Linked DNA regions of Homo sapiens: region 2 is linked to region 1. Evidence: read pairs that join two places in POLR2A ChIA-PET (ENCODE). Cell type or tissue: PC-9. All regions are shown on one strand. Each heading gives the region's core, and the rest is flanking DNA. Links, peaks and the distances in the headings are about the cores only.

Evidence for each region. Peaks named below come from ENCODE experiments on the same cell type or tissue, not always from the same donor. Only the 100,000 strongest peaks of a DNase experiment are listed, where the experiment ranks them.
Region 2: POLR2A ChIA-PET joins it to region 1 with 53 read pairs; 4 of 35 experiments call an interaction of 5 or more read pairs at or near these places.

What each region holds. Positions count from the first base shown.
Region 1 is chr19:15,088,593-15,094,388 of GRCh38, reverse strand. It overlaps OR1I1 (olfactory receptor family 1 subfamily I member 1), which reads right to left. Exons shown (of 2, transcript NM_001004713.2): 2 at 1,419-5,796. Among named protein-coding and RNA genes, the nearest start is that of OR1I1, 9.3 kb to the right of the region's middle. In PC-9, for the core only: CTCF peaks have their summits at 2,162 and 2,361 (motif pointing left); a DNase peak (open chromatin) is centred at 2,288.
Region 2 is chr19:15,231,781-15,237,576 of GRCh38, reverse strand. EPHX3 (epoxide hydrolase 3) reads left to right here and starts at 5,129. Exons shown (of 7, transcript NM_024794.3): 1 at 5,129-5,608; 2 at 5,716-5,796. The coding sequence starts at 5,366. It overlaps BRD4 (bromodomain containing 4), which reads left to right. Exons shown (of 20, transcript NM_001379291.1): 20 at 1-2,058. RefSeq lists a silencer at 4,380-4,539 and an enhancer at 4,878-5,379. In PC-9, for the core only: CTCF peaks have their summits at 3,909 and 5,398; DNase peaks (open chromatin) are centred at 3,376, 4,076, 4,586, 5,106 and 1 weaker place; H3K4me3 peaks cover 2,483 bases; H3K27ac peaks cover 4,787 bases.

The DNA.
Region 1 (5,796 bases), core at 360-5,359:
GGCACCTGTAGTCCCAGCTACTTGGGAGACTGAGGCAGGAGAATAACTTGAACACGGGAAGCGGAGGTTGCAGTGAGCCAAGATCACACCACTACACTTTAGCCTGGGCGACAAAGTGAGAGTCCATCTCAAAAAATAAAATAAATAAAATAAAATAAGATTAAATTAAAATAAAGAAAAAAAGTGTTTTTTGTTTTTTTTTTTCTTCTGAGACAAGAGTCTTGCTCTGTCGCCCAGGCTGGAGTGCAGTGTCATGATTTTGGGTCACTGCAACCTTTGCCTCCCGGGTTCAAGCGATTCTCCTGCCTCAGCCTCCTGAGTAGCTGGGATTACAGGCACGTGCAACCACGCCTGGCTAATTTTTGTATTTTTAGTAGGGATGGGGCTTCATCACGTTGGCCGTGGTTGGCCAGGCTGGTCTTGAACTCCTGACCTCAGGTGATTGCCCGCCTTCACCTCCCAAAGTGCTGGGATTACAGGTGTGAGGCACGGTGCGTGGCCAGAAAACATACATTGAGTGGCTACCGTACTAATCATAGGGGCACAGAGGTGCAAAGATAAACAAGATAACACTATTTCAGGTCCCAGCTCCCAGCTCAGTCAAATGGGTGAAACAGACATTAATCAAAGGGTTACACAAACTAATATAAAACCACTGCAGTGAGGAGGCCGGGTGCAGCAGCTAACACCTGTAATCCCAGAACTTTGGGGGGCTGAGGCAGGTGGATCACTTGAGGCCAGGAGTTCGAGACCAGCCTGGCAAACACGGTGAACCCCGTTTCTACTAAAAATACAAAACATTAGCCAGGCATGGTGATGCGTGCCTGTAATCCCAACTACTCGGGAGGCTGAGGCAGGAGAACCATTTGAACCCAGGAGGTGGGGGTTACAGTGAGCCGGGATCGCCCCACTGCACTCCAGACTGGGAGACAGAGCAAGACTCTGTCTCAAAACAAAACAAAAGACCCCACAAAACCACTGCAGTGATGAAGAGATCACTAATGATGAGTGATGATGAGAGAGGGGATAGCGAGTGTAACATTAGGGCAACTGATGTAGCTGGGCAAGGGATGGAGGTTAGGGGAGGCTTCCTTGAGGAAGTGGAGTTTGTGCTGAAATCTCAATGCCAAGCAGGAATTTACTCAGGAGGGGTCAGGAAGAGGGAACAGCATTTGCAAAGGTCCTGTGGCACCAGCTCCTTATCTTCTGATGGTTTTCAGCCCACTTCACCTCTCACTTTTTGGTCTTTCTTGGTCCCCTTAACTCTTGTCACTCCCATCCATCTATACGAGGATTGGCAACCTATGGCCCATAGGCTAAATCCAGCCCTTGAAATAAAAATAGTTTTGCATTTATTTTTATTTATTTATTTATTTTTTAAGTTTTTTAGAGACAGTGGTCTTACTCTATCCCCCAGGCTGGAGTGCGGTGGTGCAATCATAGCTCACTGCAGCCTTGACCTCCTGGGCTTAAGTGATCCTCCTTCCTCAGCCTCCTGAGTAGCTGAGACTACAGGCATGCACCACCATGCCCAGCTAATTAAAAAATTTTTGTAGAGATGGGGGAGGTCTCACTATGTTGCCCACTCCAGTCTCGAACTCCTGGCTTCAAGCAATCCTCCTCCCTTGGCCTCTCAAAGTGCTGGGATTACAGGCATGAGTGAATGCACCTGGCCTAGAGTAGTTTTAACATTTTAAAAGTGGTTGAAAACAAACCCAAAGGCTACAAGGTATGACATGTACTATGATATGAAATGGAAGCTTCTGTGTTTATAAACAAAGTTTTAGTGGAACACAGCCAAGCCCATTCGTTGATGTCTCATCTATGGCTGCTTTCGCCAGACAGCAGCAGAGTTCAGTCATTGCAACGGAGATGGTAAGGTCCCTAAAGCTGACAATATTGACGACCTGGACCTTGACAGAAAAAGTTTGCTGACTCCAGATCTATGGCATGGATAACTGGCAGGTTCGTTCTGAAGCACAGCCCCACCCCCTATCCTCCTTAAACCTTGTCATGGTCCCACTCCCCGTGGTCCACACACCGTGTTACTCCCAGTGCCCTCCACGGGCCCCCTGCAAACCCAGCTTCCCTGTCACTCTGGGCTCAGGCCACACCAGTCTCCGTGATTTCTTTAAACAACACAGGCTCCTTCTCATCATGGAAACTTTGCACCTGTTGTGCCCTTCCAGGGGGAGATTACACCTAAGGGCCATGGACCTGGGCCAGTTCACAGCTAGAATACAAGTTTCCGGGGAAAAAAAAAAAACAACCAAAAACCAAAAAAAAAAAAAAAAAAAAAAAGCGTTTTAAATCCAATTTGTGAAATGACATTATTGCCACCTAGTGGCCACTTCTCTAACTGTAGTTTTCAGAGCTTTTAGGGCGGTTGGGAAGGTTCCCTCCTGGACACAGTGGCTAGAGCGGCACCCCAAATCTGGTTCTCCTGTATCTCTGTACCTAAAGCCTATTTGGGTCCCGGTTATCTACAGGACCCCCATCTAGCCCAGTGATGCTCAAACTTTTAAATTACAAACTTTTTTTTTTTTTTTTTTTTTTTTTTGAGACAGAGTCTCGCTCTGTCACCCAGGCTGGAGTGCAGTGGGGCGATCTCGGCTCACGCAAACTCCGCCTCCCGGGTTGACGCCATTCTCCTGCCTCAGCCTCCCAAGTAGCTGGGACTACAGGTGTGGGCCACCACGCCTGGCTAAGTTTTGTATTTTTTTTTAAATTGAGGAGGAGTCTCGCTCTGTCACCCAGGCTGGGGTGCAGTGGCGTGGCCTTGGCTCACTGCAAGCTCCGCCTCCCGGGTTCAGGCCATTCTCCTGCCTCAGCCTCCCGAGTAGCTGGGACTACAGGTGCCCGCCAACATGTCCGGCTAATTTTTTGTATTTTTAGTAGAGATGGGGTTTCACCATGTTAGCCAGGATGGTCTTGATCTCCTGACCTCATGATCCGCCCACCTCAGCCTCCCAAAGTTCTGGGATTACAGGCATGAGCCACTGTGCCCGGCCTAATTTTCGTATTTTTAGTAGAGAGGGGGTTTCACCATGTTGGTCAGGATGGTCTCGATCTACTGACCTTGTGATCTGCCCGCCTCGGCCTCCCAAAGTGCTGGGAATACAGGTGTGAGCCACCATGCGCAGCCTGCTGTTACTTTCAGTGGCAAAACCACAATTACTTCTGCACCTACCTTGTAGGGGTGTTGCTTAACACTTATTGAGATTGTGCATATAAAGGAGTTAGCATTGTTCAGATAATAAATCTCGGTTGTCATCATCATTATTGTCATCATGCTGATACCCAGTAAGTGAATCCATGCAATCTAAATCCTTCATCCTTTTCTCCAGTTCTAGCCCAGGGTCCCTTGGCCAGAACACATGGTCAATTGTAAACTTGAGAGGATGTACTGGGACACTTTGTAGGTTTTGTAGGTTGCTGACATTTCTTAAACTAACTGCATTTGTTTTCTAGCAATGTTGCAACAAAGTACCACAAATCAGGCCGAGTGTGGTGGTTTACACCTGCAATCCCAGCACTTTGTGAAGCCGAGGAGGGCAGATCTCTTGAGGCCGGGAGTTTGAGACCAGCCTGGGCAACATAGTGAGACCCTGTCTCTACAAATATATATAGCTGATTGCAGTGGCATAGGCCTGTAGTCCCAACTACTCAGGAGGCTGAGGCAGGAGGATTGCTTGAGCCCAGGAGTTTGAGGTGAGGTTGCACTTTAGCTATGATTGCACCACTGTACTCCAGCCTGGGTGACACAGTAGATCCTGTCTGTCTCTAAAAGAAAAAAAAATTTAAAAATTACCATGAACTAGGTGACTTAAACAATAGAAATTTGTTGTCTTACAGTTCTGGAGGTTAAGAGTCCGAGATCAAGGTGTTGGGCCAGGTGCAGTGGCCCACGCTTGTAATCCCAGCACTTTGGGAGGCTGAGGTGGGCAGATCACTGGAGGCCAGGAGTTTGAGACCAGTCTGGCCAACATAGTGAAATCCCATCTCTACTAAAAACACAAAATTAGCTGGGCGTGGTGGTGGGTGCCTGTAATCCCAGCTACTTGGGAGGCTGAGGCAGGAGAATTGCTTGAACCTGGGAGGTGGAGGTTGCAGTGAGCCAAAATCATGCCACTGCATCCAGCCGGGATGACAGAGCAAGACTCCGTCTCAAAAAAAAAAAAAAAAAAAAAAGATCAGTTGTCAGCAGCTTTGATTCCTTGGTTCCTTCTGAGGGCTGAGAGGGATAGCCTGTTCCACGCCTCTCCTGGCTTCTGGTGGTCTGCAGGCAGTCCCTGGCATTCCTTGGCTTGTAGGAGCATCACCCCAATCTCTGCCTCCATCTTCATGTGGCGGTCTCCATGTGTGTGGGTGCCTGTGTCCAAATCTCCCCTTTTCATAAGGACGCCAGTCGTATCAGATTAGGGACCAACCTAATGACCTTACTGTAATCTAATGACCTCTGTAAACACCCTATCTTCAAATATGGTCACATTCTGAGGTCCTTGGGGTTAGGACTTCAACATATCTTTTTTATTTTATTATTATTACTTTTGCAGACAGGGCCTTGCTCTGTTTCCCAGGCTGGAGTGCAGTGGCAGGAACATAGCTCATGCAGCCTCGACCTCCTTGGCTCAAGAGGTCCTCCTGTCTCAGCCTCCCGAGTAACTAAGATGACAGGTGCACACCACCACACCCAGGTAATTTTTTCTTTTTTCATTTTTATTTTTTGTAGGGATGAGATCTCACTATGTTGTTCAGGCTGGTCCTGAACTCCTAGCTTCAAATGATTCTCCCTACTCAACCTCCCAAAGTGCCAGAGTTTACAGGTGTGAGCCACTGCGCCTGGCCTCCCACGTATCTTTTTTTGGGAGCCACAGTTCAACCCATAACACTAACTTTTTAAGTGCCCCGGGCCACCTGATCTGCTGTGGCTGACCCTGCGTGTAGAATCATACTGGGTTCAGAGTCAGGCGATGAATGTCACAGGAAACACATAGATTTTGGAGCTAGGCTAGGGTCTGTGTTCCCAAACTACGATTGATGGACCGTCTGCATCAGAGTCCCCTTGACTGGGGGTTGTGGGGAGACAGGAAGCCTGTTGGGAATTGAGAAAGTAAGCCCCAACCACAGTCATAGTTACAAGTGGAGGTCTCAAGACCCCCCAGGAGGCTGAGGCTTGCTGGCTGACTAAGCGAACAGCACGTGAGCTAATCTCACTTGCAAATATTTTCAAAGTTCTTCCACAACACTTAGGAAACACTGGCTAATACATGGGCTGTCTGTATCTACCTATCTATCTATCTATCTATCTACCTACCTCCTCTATCTCTATCTATCCATCCATCTATCTATCATCTATCTGTTGATCGATTGATCAATCGATCGACTGACCTACCTACCTATCTCATCTATCTATCTATCTATCTATCTATCTATCATCTATCTACTTATATGATCTATCTATCAATCAATCATCTATCTGTCTGTCAATAGATAGATCTATCGATCGGTTGACCTACCTACCTACCTACCTATCTATCCTATCTATCTATGTATCTATCTGTATATCTATCTATCTATCTATCTATCTATCTATCTATCTATCTATCTATCTACATATCTTATCTATCCACCCTATCTACCTATCTTATCTTATCCTCTCTATCTATCTGTCTGTCTATCTATCTATCTATCTATCTATCTATCTATCTATCTATCTATCTACCTATGAGTGACAGATCTTGCTCAGTTTCCCAAACTGCTGAAGTGCAGTGGTGCAGTCATAGCTCACTGCAA
Region 2 (5,796 bases), core at 527-5,526, 140 kb before region 1:
TCTCCTCCAGACACAATGGCACTGCTTATCTCCGAAATGGTGTGATCGTCTCCTCATTGAGCAGCGGCTGCCACCGCGCTGTGGGTAGTGTGTGACCGTGGCTGTACTGTATAGTGAACATAGTTGGCATATCTTTGTTTGAAGTTTGTTGGTGACTCCACCAAACTGGTGTGAAAAAAGAAAAAAGCTCAAAAAAATCCACAAAAAGACAAAACACACAAAAAAAATCCTGCCTATATTTTACTCAGTTTCAAACTTTATTAGTCTATTTTTAATTATAAAACCAGAAAGCTACAATTTCTTTTCTTTCCCCTCCACCCCCCCCCCCCCCACCCATTTGTTGGCTTTTTTGTTTTTTAATGTCAGATCTGTTGAGTTGGTTTTTTTGGTTTTGGTTTTTGTTTTTGTTTTTGTTTTTTACTGAGAAAGGAAGGGCCAAGGGATGAGGTGGGAACCGGGCCCTGGGGGCGCCACAGACTAAGGCAGAGACTCCCCTACCTGGCGCCCAGCCCCAACCAGCTGGCCGCTCCTGCCCATGCTTTTTTTTTTTTTTTTTTTTAATTTTTATAATTGGAGCCCCTGGTGAGGTTACGCGTGCCATGAGAACCCACTCTACACCACGACGCTGGTGCCTCAGTGTTGGCCAAACTCTGGAGTCACTGACTGGTTTGACTTTCATACGGTGAATATGCATTTGGTCTGTACTGATCATGGAATAAACACATCTCTCTTTTTTTAATGCTGGCGTCTCCCTGACATTTCTTTGTGAACCAACTGTTGCCTAGGCTAGGCCCAGGGGACCCCCTGGACCCCAGACCACCTCTGTACAGGAACTACTGCCAGGGATTACCTAGCCCCTCTCCTGTGACCTGTCCCTGTCTGCCCTGGGCGGGAGCCACGCAGACTCATAGCAACCACCCCAAGCTGAAGCTGTGACGCAGAGCCCGGTACCCATCCTTGTGGACCCTGGCTGAGGTGGAGGGTGTGCTCTAGCAGAACCCTGGCCAGACTCCAGACAGTATTCTTCCCCTCCACCCTACTCCATCCTGTCCCCCCTACTCCATCCTGTCCCCCCACTCACCAAAGGACTTGGGCCACTTCTCCCACCTTGCCTGCCTCAACCTAACTCCTCCTTTCATTTAAGCTCAGGGTTAACCAGATACTCTTAGATATAAGTCTACATCCCCCAAAATAGGATCCTCACCCCCCATGCACATACACACACATTCCTGTCCAAGAAAGCCCACAGGTGGCTGCTCTGCCTGTGTGTCCACTTGTGTATGTACATGCCCCAGCCACAAGGCACGGGTGACGCCCAAGAAGAGCCCCTAAGATGTAAGATACAAGTATATAATTTATATGTATGCAGAGACAAACTGATTGAAACATTTCTAGCACTGTTTATTCTCCTACATCCCCTCTTTTTGACCTGAAAGGTCCTTTATTGTCTTTGGATCTGCCAAACCTCCCTGTGAGGGTGTGGTTCAGGCATCCAGCCAGAGGTCCCCCCACTTCTTCGATGTCCATGCCCACTCAGGCACTTTCTCATATACCACTGTGCCACTTCAAGTGTGACGTATTTAGGTTCTTTGGGGTTTCTTCCATCTCATCCCACCCACTCATTTTTGTTCCTTGTTTTGTTCAGACACTTCCCCAGCCTGGGTCCAACTGCTGAGCTGGATAGTTTTCTCTGCAGCTTCCTGCTGAAGATTTAACTCAGCCATGGCCTTCTCCACACCTCCCTGATGGGTGTCTCTCTACCTGGGTTGTAATTAGAACTGGGATCTATTTAATTTCTCCAGCCATTTCCCAACCCTTCCCACAGTACTAGAAATCTTAGTCCTATACCAGAGTAAGAGGTGTGTACAAGCCCCCACTGTACTGTATGCACGGATCGCTTGGCCAATAATTATGTCAGTGAATCTGAGACTTGTATTAAACACTTTAGACATTTGTAGAAGGGAATTCGTAGACTTTTCACTTACATACGAAAGGTTTTTTTTTTTTTTTGTGCAGTTCTCATTGCAAAAATAAACATTTGTACTGAGTATAAAGTTACTCTCCTGTGATGGCTGCTTTTTGTTTGAGGGTAGACTTGGGAGAAGCGGGGAGATGAGGGCGGGGGGTCAGTGATGTGTAGGAGAGGAAGAAGGGAGGTTCCCCAGACACCCACCACCCATGCGTCCAGATTAGCGGAGTCGGTTGGGAGAGATCCTGGGAACATCAAATTGTGAGATAATTGATTTAATGGAAGGTGTAAAAGAAAAAGCTGCCAGGCACGGTGGCTCACATCTGTAATCCCAGCACTTTTGGGAGGCCGGGGTGGGAGGATCGCTTGAGGTCAGGAGTTAAGAGACTAGCCTGGCCAACATGGTGAAACTCCCATCTCTACTGAAAAATACAAAAAATTAGCGGGGCGCGGTAGCACACACCTGTAGTCCCGGCTACTCCGGAGGCTGAGGCAGGAGAATTGCTTGAACACTGGAGGCGGAGGTTGCGGTGAGCCGAGATCACACCACTGCATTCCAGCTTGGGTGATATGGTGAGACTCCCATCTCAAAAAAAACAAAAACAAAAAAACCCCCAAAGCTTTGATGTAGGCTAATCACACAACAAAAGAAAGGTAGTGGTTAAGTAGTCCAGGGAGAACAAAAGTTTGTACACTATGGGCAATGTAATCATAGTGGTCTATTCGGCTCTTGAGATGCATTGTTCACTGAGGCAGAACATAAACCACTATTCACCTTTAAGTGGCAACTTCATGGACTTAGTTATGGTCCCAGGACAGTATAATGTTTAGCAGCCTTGACAGTACAAAGGTATATGGATAAAAGTGGGAGGTGGAAAGGGGCAAGAGGTGACAAGTGGAGTGTTTTTAAAGGAAACTAACAGGGAAACAAAAAACGGCACGTCCGGGGTAGTGATGTGAGCAAGTCAGTGGCTGATGTCATACATTGGTTAAGTCAAGAAATAAAGGTCAGGCACGGTGGCTTGCATCTGTAATCCCACTTTGGGAGGTGGAGGCTTGAGGATTGCTTGAGGCCAGGAGTTTGAGACCAGCCTGGACAATATAGCAAGTCGTCTCTCTGAAAAGTTTTTGAAAAATTAGCTGAGTGTGGTGGCACAGGCCTGTAGTCCCAACTACAGGTTGTAGTGCTTGAGCCCAGGAGTTCGAGGCTGCAGTGAGCTATGATCGAAACTCCATCTGAAAAAAAAAGAAAAAGCTAAAAACGTTCCAGTGGCTGCTTCCGGGAGGAAGGGGAGGTGTAGCCACAGATCGCTGCCTTTTTCCCTACATCTTTGCGGATGGCTATTTTACAAGATGTATGTCTTCAGGCAAATGACTTCATCCTCGAATTTCAGGTTCATGATCTATACTACAGGAATGTGATTATGCTACTTAGACTTAATAGGGTTGCTCTATGGTTAAGTGATGGCTGTCCCTAAAATGTTCAAGGATATCGGGAGAAGGTTGCAAAATAGGAGGAAGAAGCTGGCTGCTTTTTTTTTTTTTTTTGAGACGGAGTCTCGCTCTGTCGCCCTGGCTGGAGTGCAGTGGCGCAATCTCAGCTCACTGCAACCTCCGCCTCCTGGGTTCACGCCGTTCTCCTGCCTCAGCCTCCCTAGTAGCTGGGACTACAGGCGCCCGCCACCACGCCTGGCTAATTTTTTGTATTTTTAGTAGAGACAGGGTTTCACCATGTTAGGATGGTCTCGATCTCCTGACCTCGTGATCCGCCCGCCTCGGCCTCCCAAAGTGCTGGGATTACAGGCGTGAGCCACCGCGCCTGGCCAGAAGCTGGCTTCTTGCAGGGACAGCAGGGCCGCAAGGCTCTGTGACTCTAGGCCCCATCACACCCGGCCCTGTCCCACTTCCTCTTTCGGCCAGAACCCCAGAACTCCAGTCATTCATAGGCCGGGTCCTCCTCGGGGGAACCAGGCCTGCCCCCTAGGAATCAGGGTATCCACGCCTCCTCGGCCCGCTCTCGGAGCCTGGGCCTCAACACCTGCAGATTGGCTCCCGGGCCAGGACCTGTCGCTTGAACATCAGTGGCCGCCGCCGTCCAATCACAGACGTACAGGGGCGGGCTGGCGGGCCTGTTGGGCCAGCAGGAGGACGGCGCCGGGCCGAGGCCGCTGGACCCGCCGTTGGAACCACAGCTGGGTGAAGTCAGTGCTGCTAGGTCTTTGGAGCCAGACCGAAGGGAGGGTCGCGCGCCCCTGGGTGGGTAGCACCAGGCGGCGGCCGTCGGCCGGGCCTCCCGAAGCCTCCTCCAGCCGCTAATACCGCCCGCGCCTCCCTCCTAGTCCTAGACCTGGCATTGCCTGTCCCTCTTCTTCGTCTTCCAGACCCTCCTGACCCGCCATATTAGGTCCCGGCCCCGCCCTCCGTCTCATTGCCCATTGCCCACCCCACCCCACCGCCCCCTCCCCGGCCTACCGTCAGCTCATTGGCCCAGGCTCCCGCCTTCTTCGCCCAATGTTAGGCCTCACCTCCTCTAGGATCCACCCTCTCCCCGCCCACCCGCATAAGCCAGGCCCACCATTCCAACTCTTTCTCCTTTTTGGCTTGTAGGCCGCACCTACTCTGCATATGCCCCGCCCCTCACTCCAGGTGTCGCCCACTTAACTGAAGATCCAGGATCCCCTCCTTAAGGTTTGTCTGGGCTCGGAATTGCCTTTTTTTTTTTTCTTTTTTGAGACGGAGTTTCCCTGTTGTGACCCAGGCTGGAGTACAGTGGCGCGATCTCAGCTCACTGCAACCTCCACGTCCCGGGTTCAAGCGATTCTCCTGCCTCAGCCTCCCAAGTAGCTGGGACTACAGGCGCCCGCCACCACGCCCAGCTAATTTTTGTATTTTTAGTAGAGACGGGGTTTCACCACGTTGCCCAGGCTGGTCTCGAGCTCTTGATCTCAGGTGATCCGCCCGCCTCGGCCTACCAAAGTGCTGGGATTACAGGCGTGAGCCACCGCACCCGGCCCGGAATTGCCGCCTTTAGACCCTCACCCACCCGCTGCTGAGTCTTCCTGGGCCCCGCCCCGGCCCTAAGCCCCGCACAGGACCTGCTAGGCCCCGCCCATTTATTTCCCCCCTTTCCAACCTCTTCCTCCCCAGCCTCCGCACCCTACCCTTGTTTCCTGTCCCTGTCGCGCCCAGGTGTTTACCTGGCACTCAGGTGAGTGGTGCGCTCTGGCTGTTTTCTGTCGGAGCCGCCCGCCTCTTCCTTCAGCGCGTCCCACAAATCCCGACGGCACGGAGGGGCCCCAGGCCAAGGGCGATGGGCCCCTGAGCCCTGACACCGCTTCGCCGCTGCTGCAGGTGCCCCTGGCCGGCAGCGCCGCCGTGGTCCCGGAGCGCGGCGACATGCCGGAGCTGGTGGTGACCGCGCTGCTGGCGCCGTCGCGCCTGTCGCTGAAGCTGCTGCGCGCCTTCATGTGGAGCCTGGTGTTCTCGGTGGCGCTGGTGGCCGCGGCGGTCTACGGCTGCATAGCGCTCACGCACGTGCTGTGCCGGCCCCGGCGCGGCTGCTGCGGGCGCCGTCGGAGCGCGTCCCCCGCCTGCCTGAGCGACCCCTCGCTGGGTGAGCACGGTTTCCTGAACCTCAAGGTGATCGCACGGGGGCGCTATCGGGGCTGCGGGGTCGCGTGGGGTCGAGACGGTTCAAGCCTCGGGAGAGAGGGTTCCCCAGGCTTCAGGCTGTGCCCTCCCCCTAGAGCTCGGGCCTGCGTCTGCACTATGTCTCGGCTGGACGAGGTAACGGACCCCTCATGCTGTTTCTGCACGGCTTCCCTGAG